Regions from separate parts of the Homo sapiens genome. Here region 2 is linked to region 1. A link is a contact called in ENCODE Hi-C or POLR2A ChIA-PET data. All regions are on one chromosome and are shown on one strand. The core of a region is the stretch at or near the end of the contact, and the rest is flanking DNA. Distances in the headings are between cores, read along the strand shown. Region 1 holds the start of SSH2 (slingshot protein phosphatase 2). Region 2 overlaps SSH2 (slingshot protein phosphatase 2).

What was found. Hi-C counts contacts between places; a loop is a spot of excess contacts on that map. ChIA-PET counts read pairs that join two places held with the same protein, here RNA polymerase II (POLR2A). Pooled maps may share reads with other maps.
Region 2: a loop to region 1 is called in a pooled map, with 3 times the contacts of the local background. The contact joins the enhancer-like site here to the promoter of SSH2 in region 1. A Hi-C loop is called at or near these places in 5 of 50 pooled maps. POLR2A ChIA-PET finds 5 or more read pairs at or near these places in 4 of 52 experiments (Caco-2, activated CD4-positive, alpha-beta T cell and activated T-cell).

What each region holds. Positions count from the first base shown.
Region 1 is chr17:29,927,732-29,931,723 of GRCh38, reverse strand. SSH2 (slingshot protein phosphatase 2) reads left to right here and starts at 1,496. Exons shown (of 16, transcript NM_001282129.2): 1 at 1,496-1,786. The coding sequence starts at 1,724. It also overlaps a transcript of EFCAB5 not described here. RefSeq lists silencers at 314-483, 1,217-1,306, 1,457-1,736, 2,247-2,296.
Region 2 is chr17:29,663,763-29,668,100 of GRCh38, reverse strand. SSH2 (slingshot protein phosphatase 2) reads left to right here. Exons shown (of 16, transcript NM_001282129.2): 10 at 878-971; 11 at 1,106-1,234. Among named protein-coding and RNA genes, the nearest start is that of SSH2-AS1, 26 kb to the right of the region's middle. RefSeq lists an enhancer at 1-417. Within about 2 kb of position 2,785, at least 6 of the 41 ENCODE cell types and tissues checked have a DNase peak (open chromatin) inside an H3K27ac peak, as active enhancers do.

The sequences.
Region 1 (3,992 bases), core at 247-2,746:
TTTTGGCTATGTATCTAGTTTCCTCTTTGGTCTCCCATGCATTGGTTCAAAGTTCTTACTTCTGAAACTTGCCTTCTCTTTTCCTGTTTACTACGGAGCTCTGGGGAAAACACAGTCAGATTGTTTAATCTGTGAACCATACATCTTTGTTTAATTTTGTCTCACAGGCACTCCTGATCACCACCAGGGGGCAAAAGCCTACCAGCTGGCTTCTCTGCACTACACTCTACATAGGACTGTACAGTACAGGGACCCTCAGTGTCTGATTCTTGATGGAACCTCCCTGCTAATTATTTCAACCACAGGGCCCCAGGGAGAGAACAAAGGCTCAGCACAGAGGACTCTTGTGGCGTTTAACCGTACAGCAGCCAGAAAGAGCTCATGACAGCCCTGTCAGTTTAAAAGAAGCAATGAGATCCAAGAGTGTTTGAGTGACAAACAGGAGGGGGTGGGTTTTAATAACTGCAAACTCCCAAGTGTGTGTGTTTTCTACAGCTTTGATATGTACGGTGGTATTTACCAGCTCATCCACTCAAGCTGAGAAATAGCCTTGTCAACTCTCTTTCTTTGTGTAAATAATCAGTGATATTTGCATTGTGCAATTTTTTTCCTTTTTAATCTTGATTTTCCATTACATTCTTTGCTTATGTTCTGCAGACAATTTACCCCTGAGAAAACCATTCCCTTAAAATATCTTTTAATCTACATTTTTACATAGGTCTATGAAAGAATGACATTTAGAGACGAAGGAGAAGAAAGCTTAACGAGCAAATCCTGTTTAATTAAAAGACTGTCTTCACAGCAGGAGGCAAGTGAGAGGTCAATAGCAGGCTGGACCCTCACAACCGGCTTCCTCGGACTCCCAGGCGCGCTCAGCTTCTCTTCTCCTCAGGAATAATGAATAAGTCTTTAGACAGGCAATAGAGGAAGCATGAGGGTACCACAAACCTTTCCAGGGTATCAAACGGAAAATGGTTTTCTTTCCAGAAGTCTCATCATAAAACATAGACGGAAGGGGGGGAAAAGTTAAGAAAAAGCCCCCGAGAGCCGGGGTGAAGGGAGTAAACTGGTCTAGCCCAGTTCTGTCTGCGCCCAGTGAGAGGGTTTGAAACTCCGCGGAGCCCTTTCCCAATAGAAAACGTGTTTGCTTCAGGATTTTCATCTCAGCTGCTTTTTTTTAAGGTTGGTTAAGCTGTGCGCCGCCCCACCTCATAAAATGGTTGTCTCTCAGGAGTGAAGACTCCAGCGGCCCCCCGCCCTGGGACCCCTCACCGGGCTGGCTCCCTTCGGCCCCTTCCCCCACCCCACTCCACAGCACCCAGTGCTGGCAAACCGCGCGATTCCAGCACGAAGGAGGAAACCCAGGAGGGTGCGGCGGCCCGAGGCGCACGCACTCGGCCAGCTTCCGGCAACTCAAGGGTTACGACCAGGCGGCGGCGCGCGCCGAGGGGAGAGGCGGTAGCTGACAGGTGGCGCCTGCGCACTGGGAGCGCTCATTGTGCCCCGCAGCTGCGGAACCGCCCGCCCGCCGCCCGTTCGGAGCGTCAGTCGGCGACAGTCTGGTGGTGGGTGCGGAGTCTGCGGCCGTTCCCGCGGCCTCCTCCTCCTCCCCGTTCCCTTCACCCCCACCCCGCACCCCTTTCCCCATCCCGGCTCCGTCACCCTCCCGTCCCCCACACTCAGGACAAGAATGCCCTGCCCGGAACAACCCAGCAGCGCCTAGATGGCTTTGGTCACGGTCCAGCGGTCACCTACCCCCAGCACCACCTCCAGCCCCTGCGCCTCGGTGAGTCCTTCCTGGCGGCCGCTCCGCTTGCTTCTGTCACTGCGGCTCCGCTTTGCCTCAGCGGGTCCCGCCGAACGCCACTGCGCACGCGCCGCGCCGCTTCCCAGGCCTTGGCACTCGGCTGCCGCGAACCCCCCCACACCCCCATGTTAAAGACTAGCAGCAGGAACTACAAGACGTTGATTTTTGCCCCCATCACCCTGAGCACCTAGCTCCTCACAATCCTCGCCCTGAAATCCCCTGTGGCATGCCTCCCTATGGCTTGAGCACTTCCTTTTGGTAATGAGTCATTCTTGCTTTTCACCCTCCCCCTTCTTTTACCCTCTGTTGCTCTGCTGCAGGGAGGGGACCGTGAGCCTCCTGCGTTGCCCCTTACCCACACCCACATCTCTTACCCACACCATTTCATAGACCTGTTCAGTATTTGCACACTGCACACCCTTCTTCGTACTCGCCAGGGTGTGTGCCTTCCCCTAGTCACTTGCTGGCTTTCTTTTGCTCTGTACTGTTCAGGCTTTGAACTGCCCAACCGTAGTTATTCCTTGGTTTCTCCCGCCTGCCCCCCACCCCAGAGGGTAGCAATGATCTCTGTTTCCTGGACCTCTTACCTTTCCTTTATGAGGTCCCGAAGCATCTGGTGCTGCTTAGTGATCAGTGTCAAATTATTTCCGTCTTACAGATATTTATGCCTTACACTCATTGCTCGTGATCATTCTTGTTCTAAGGTCGTGTTTGTATGGCTCGTTACCTCAGATGCCTATGCCAATAAAGCATGCTCTCAGAAGGAAAATACCCAGTAACCAGCCTTTCCCCGCTGGGCCCGTCTTTGCCTTCTCTCCTCGCCCCACCCCCATTCGTTTACACTCCATTCTCTTAGGCTCCATTTTTGAAAATATTTATTTTTAAAAACAATATATTGCACCAGTGGGGCAAATGGGCTTTAAAAAACCAACATCCAGATGTTTTAGAGAGAAATAAACTGAGTGAAAATGCGAGCAACTGGGAAAACCACCTTGAACTTCCTACAGAACTGTAATTTTAAAAACGGTGTTGGTGGATTTGGTAGTATCAGGTTGCAAAAAAAGGTATTTAATAAACACTGTACCACTTTCCACTGTAAAAAAATCATCAGGTTACCCTTAATATTTGTATGTTAACTGAGGTGTGAGCTTTGATATCCTGAAATTTGCTGGCTTGTCATTTCAGTATAATTTCCTGAATTTCAAAGTTTTGTTGTGTATGGTTGTGGTTTCTTCTTTTCTGAGCTTTAATTGCATTTTGTGTGATGAAATTGACAACTATATCTTAATAAGTGATTTTATTTCAAAGGTTATATATCTTGTGTTGTTTCAGAGAGCAGAACTGGGATTCTTGGTTCAGGGAGGCAGATTTCCAGTGATTGTAAGGAAGAATTTGTAACAGTGGAGTGCACTGCCTTGCAAAATAGTGAGTGCACATTGCTGGAAATATTCAAGCAAAGGCTGGAGAACATTTTGCCTGGGAGGTGGTATAAAGAATTCCTGCAGTGGGGGACTTCTAAGACTATTTCTAATCTAAGATTTTGTGATTTGAGAATACTTGTACTTCAAAGCTGGTAAAACATTTTAGGGTCATCTGAAGACAAGTATCATAGGAATAAATCTTTAATATAATTTATTCTTATGTGTAGTACTTTATGCTAGTTTTTGGAAAGTCATTAACATACCATCAAACCTTCTTAATTCACTCCACTAGTAAACTCTTTGGTTTGTGGTTACTAGGCCTGATTTTGAAGAAATCGATTGAAAGTTAGTAGAGTCATGCAAATAAACTAGAAATCAGTACTATAGTAACATTTATTTTCCTTGGGCACTGTTGAAAATAGCTTATGCTATGATAATATATGTATATCAAGTTGTCATCATACTAATTTACTTGAAGTGAATGATTAGTATACAGTAAGACCGTGTACACTTGATATGACTTCATTAGCCAAAACTTGAGTTACTTTAGAATCTTGAGGTATGTTAATAGTCACTTTTGACATAGGTAATTAAATTGATCATGTAATAAGCTCAGTTGTTGAGCAAAATCACTAATATTTCTATATCTACTAGCCTGGTTATTTCAGTTGTTTATACTTGGCCCTGAATGCAAAGGAATCCTAAGGCTGGTGTAACAATCAGCATCATTAGTATAACTGATAAGCCAGCTTCCTTTCTCTTTA
Region 2 (4,338 bases), core at 1,536-4,035, 260 kb after region 1:
ACCTTTCTTGAGTAGGTGGTGGGAGTTGGGGAGGAGATGAAACAAAGTACTCTCTGTCAACCTCATTCAAATTCTGCATAATCTGAAATAATGCTTTAGAGGAGGAGTATCCAGTTACATTGAACCACTACCTTTCTAATAATTGGAGAGTCAGCTACCTAGTTTGATTTCATATTAAAGTTCCAAGGGTGATTTTATTTTTAAGAGAGTCAGAAGACTAAAGGAAGTGACATAATCCTTCAGGTAGAGCATTAGGCTAGGCTGAGCGTTGTAGTTCTCCTGCCCCAGCATGGTTATCAGCATGTCATTTAGCTTTTCAGTTGTTTGTTTCCTCTCCCTATAGAAAAGGATAAGTGTTTCACAGAGATATTGTGAGAGTTGTCATTAAAAGGAAAGCATTCTGGATGGAAGGGCTCTTAAGTCAGCAGTCCCCAGCCTTTTTGGCACCAGAGACCAGTTTCCACAGACGGAGCAGTGGAGTGGGGATGGTTTCATGATGAAACTGTTTCACCTCAGATCATCAGGCGTTAGTTAGCTTCTCATAAGGAGCACACAACCTTGATCCCTCACATGTGCAGTTCACAATAGGGTTTGCGCTCCTATGAGAATCTAATGCTGCCACTGATCTGACAGGAGGCGGAGTTCAGGCAGTAATGCTTGCCCGCTGCTCACCTCCTGTTCTGCTGCCCGGCTTCTAACAGGCCACTGACCGGTACTCACTGGGGACCCACGCTCTAAGTTGTTGATCTCTAGAACCGATTTTGGAAAAGGATTTGCCTTATTGAAGAAGACAGGATCATTCTTCTTTCTTTCCCATTTAAGAATAATCGTTATTAAGAATATCGTTTAAGAATAATCGTTATTTCTCTCTTCTCAGACCTACTGAACGTGAACGAACAGAAAGGCTAATTAAAACCAAATTAAGGGAGATCATGATGCAGAAGGATTTGGAGAATATTACATCCAAAGAGGTAAGAGACCTTGAGTCCTTGTTTGTTCCAAGGCTAGCAGTGGGATAACAGTAGGTGTGGGGCTGGAAATAGTGCATGGTTGAAAGTACAGAGGGACTTTAAGAGATGGGTCCAATATATCATCTTTGTTTCAGATAAGAACAGAGTTGGAAATGCAAATGGTGTGCAACTTGCGGGAATTCAAGGAATTTATAGACAATGAAATGATAGTGATCCTTGGTCAAATGGATAGCCCTACACAGATATTTGAGCATGTGTTCCTGGTAAGTTTTAAAGCCACTTTAAGTGGTGTGCTAACGCTAGCCCATATGGACTCATGGGCAGGGGTAATTATTAAATTTTATTATACATAAATAAAATGTAACTTACTTTAAAGACAAAAGTGATAAGTACTCAAACCTCATCACTTCCTAATTATTTTATTACTTTTAGTGTGTGTGTGCGTGTGTGTGACAGTCTCGCTCTGTCGCCCAGGCTGGAGTGCGGTGGCACGATCTCGTCTCACTACAATCTCTGCCTCGCGGGTTCAAGCAATTCTCCTGCCTCAGCCTCCCGAGTAGCTGGGACTACAGGTGCATACCACCACACCCAGCTAATTTTTGTATTTTTAGTAGAGACGGGGTTTTGCCATCTTGGCCACGTTGGTCTTGAACTCCTGACCTCAGGTGATCTGCCCGCCTTGGCCTCTCAAAGTGCTGGGATTATAAGCATGAGCCACCATGCCTGGCCCTCATTTTTAATTTTATTTTTATTTTTGAAACAGGGTCTCGCTCTGTTGCCCAGCCTGGAGTGTAGTAGCACAGTCTCAGCTCAGTGCAACCTCAGCCTCGCAGGCTCAAGTGATTCTCCCTTCTCAGCCTCCTGAGTAGCTGGGACCACAAGCGTGTGCCACCAGCCCCCAGCTAATTTTTGTATTTTTTGTGGAGATGGGGTTTTACCATGTTTCCCAGGGTGGTCTCGAACTCCTGAGCTCAAGCAATCCACTCACCTAGTCCTTCCCAAAGTGCTGGGATTACAGGCATGAGCCATCGCACCTGGCCCCAAATTACCGGCATGAGCCATCGCGCCTGGCCCCAAATAGGATGATCCTTTAAGATCACTCTCAAATCTGCCAAATGTGTCTAAGTTCTGATATATCTGAGCAGAGCTGGTGGGAGCTACTATATAACTGAGAGACAAGAGACTACTGGACTTTCAAACATATGAAACCTTGTAGCTACACTTTGAGTCCCTACTTTTATGATTACCAAAAAATTGGTGACTAAAAATTGTTCTTCATGGTTCCTGAACATTTAGTGACCTTTTGTAATTAGCCCAAGGAGACCTCTCTGACAGGTAGATTTTGAAAGCTTCTAAAGTCTATTTTTCTCTCAAGTGTTAGAGTTTTAGTTCTTATCTGTACATTTAGTGGGAACAAAGTTAACAAGAATAATTAAAATCAATGGAGAATGCCAAAACCTCATTTTGTGTCCACTTCCCACACACTTTCACCAAAAATGCTTACAAGGAAGTAAATCAGTTGGTTTGAATTTCACTTCCTTTCTCTTCTTGAGGACGTTTATGAACTGTGAAATGATTAGAAGCTGGGAAACAGAAGAGAAGGAGAATAAATGCTCAGGAACTGACTAAACTGGATCCACCTCACTCTGAATATTCAAGAGTTTATTTCATGAGGCACTCAGACTATGCCTTTGAAGGCTTGTGCCCTGAAATAACTTGTTGACACTCTAGGATATATGTGTCTAGAGTGATTCATAGTGGTATATTAGCTATGAAATTACTCATGAAAAGCTGTGAGTTGGGAGGGGGACTTCTTTTCCATTACTTTAACTGACCAGTATGTGTTGGCATTTCTGGTTGTAGATCATACTGCAAAACTGTCATTGGCTTTTCCATTTGCAAGACACCTGGCTTTGTTGTCTCTTACATATACTTCCACAAGGATTCAGATATATCCTGCTCTTGTATTATTGGAAAGAATCTTTGTGTTATCTATAGAAAACTTGTGAGTCACTCGTTCTATGGGGCCCTCCCAACTGTTTCCCTGAGACTAATTTTTATGAAGGACAAATATCTGTAGTCAAAAGGAGCTCATGTGACTGAAGCTGCAAACTTGAAAGTCAAGTTTCCCATTGAGCTTGACTTTTAACACGTAAAAGAATATAGACATGATAAATATGAAATACAGTCAGATTCTGACTGATCAACCTGTTTTATTTCATGCATGCTTCCCTGTGTCTCTGGTGCCACCCACTCAAGAACTACTCCTCAAATGGTATATTTTAGGCCATGCAAGCAAATTTTAATAGTATTGTAAGCAGAAAAAACAATCTAATTTCCCCAAAATTACATTTCTCTAATCAACTACAAATGCATTTGAGCATTTGTGCCAGTAGATTAATACCATGATTTCATTATTGTCAGGTATAATCTTCTGTCTTGAGTTTTTTTCTTATTAAAAAAATAATTCTGGCCAGGTGTGGTGGCTCACACCTATAATCCCAGCACTTGGGGTGGCCAAAGCAGGAGAATCACCTGAGCCTGGGAGTTTGAGGCTGCGGTGAGCCATGATCATGCCACTGCACTCCACCCTGAGCAACAAAGAGAGAGCCTGTCTAAAAATAATGATAATCCATGTTCATTTTTAAAAATTTTAGAAGACAACAGATTATCATATTTATTTAATCATCAAGACTGATAATCACCATCATCTTTTATTATATAATATTGCCTTCCAATCTTTTTTTTTTTTTTTTGGAGACGGAGTCTCGCTCTGTCGCCCAGGCTGGAGTGCAATGGCATGATCTCAGCTCACTGCAACCTCCACCTCCCAGGTTCACACGATTCACCTGCCTCAGCCTCCCAAGTAGCTGGGATTAAAGGCACACACTACCACGCCTGGCTAATTTTTTGTGTTTTTAGTAGAGACGGGATTTCATTATGTCGGCCAGACTGGCCTTGAACTCCTGATCCTCCCGCCTCAGCCTCCCAAAGTGCCGGGATTACAGGCATGAGCCATCGCGCCCAGCCCCAATCTTTTTTACTTTTATTTATAGATGTACATATATATTTTTGTGTATACACACACAGATATGATACATTGTCTTTATTTTTTTAAAGAGTAGTTTTAGGTTCACAGCAAAATTGAGCAAAAGGTATAGAGATTTCCCATATACAACTTATCCCAACACATGCATAGTTTCCCCCATTGTCAACATCCTCCACCAGAGTGGAGTGTAACAAATGAGTGTAACATTTGTTACAGCACATTATTCTACATTGGCACATCATTGTAAACTAAAGTCCATAGTTTACAATAGGGTTCACTCTTGGTGTTGTACGTTATATGGATTTGGACAAATTTGTT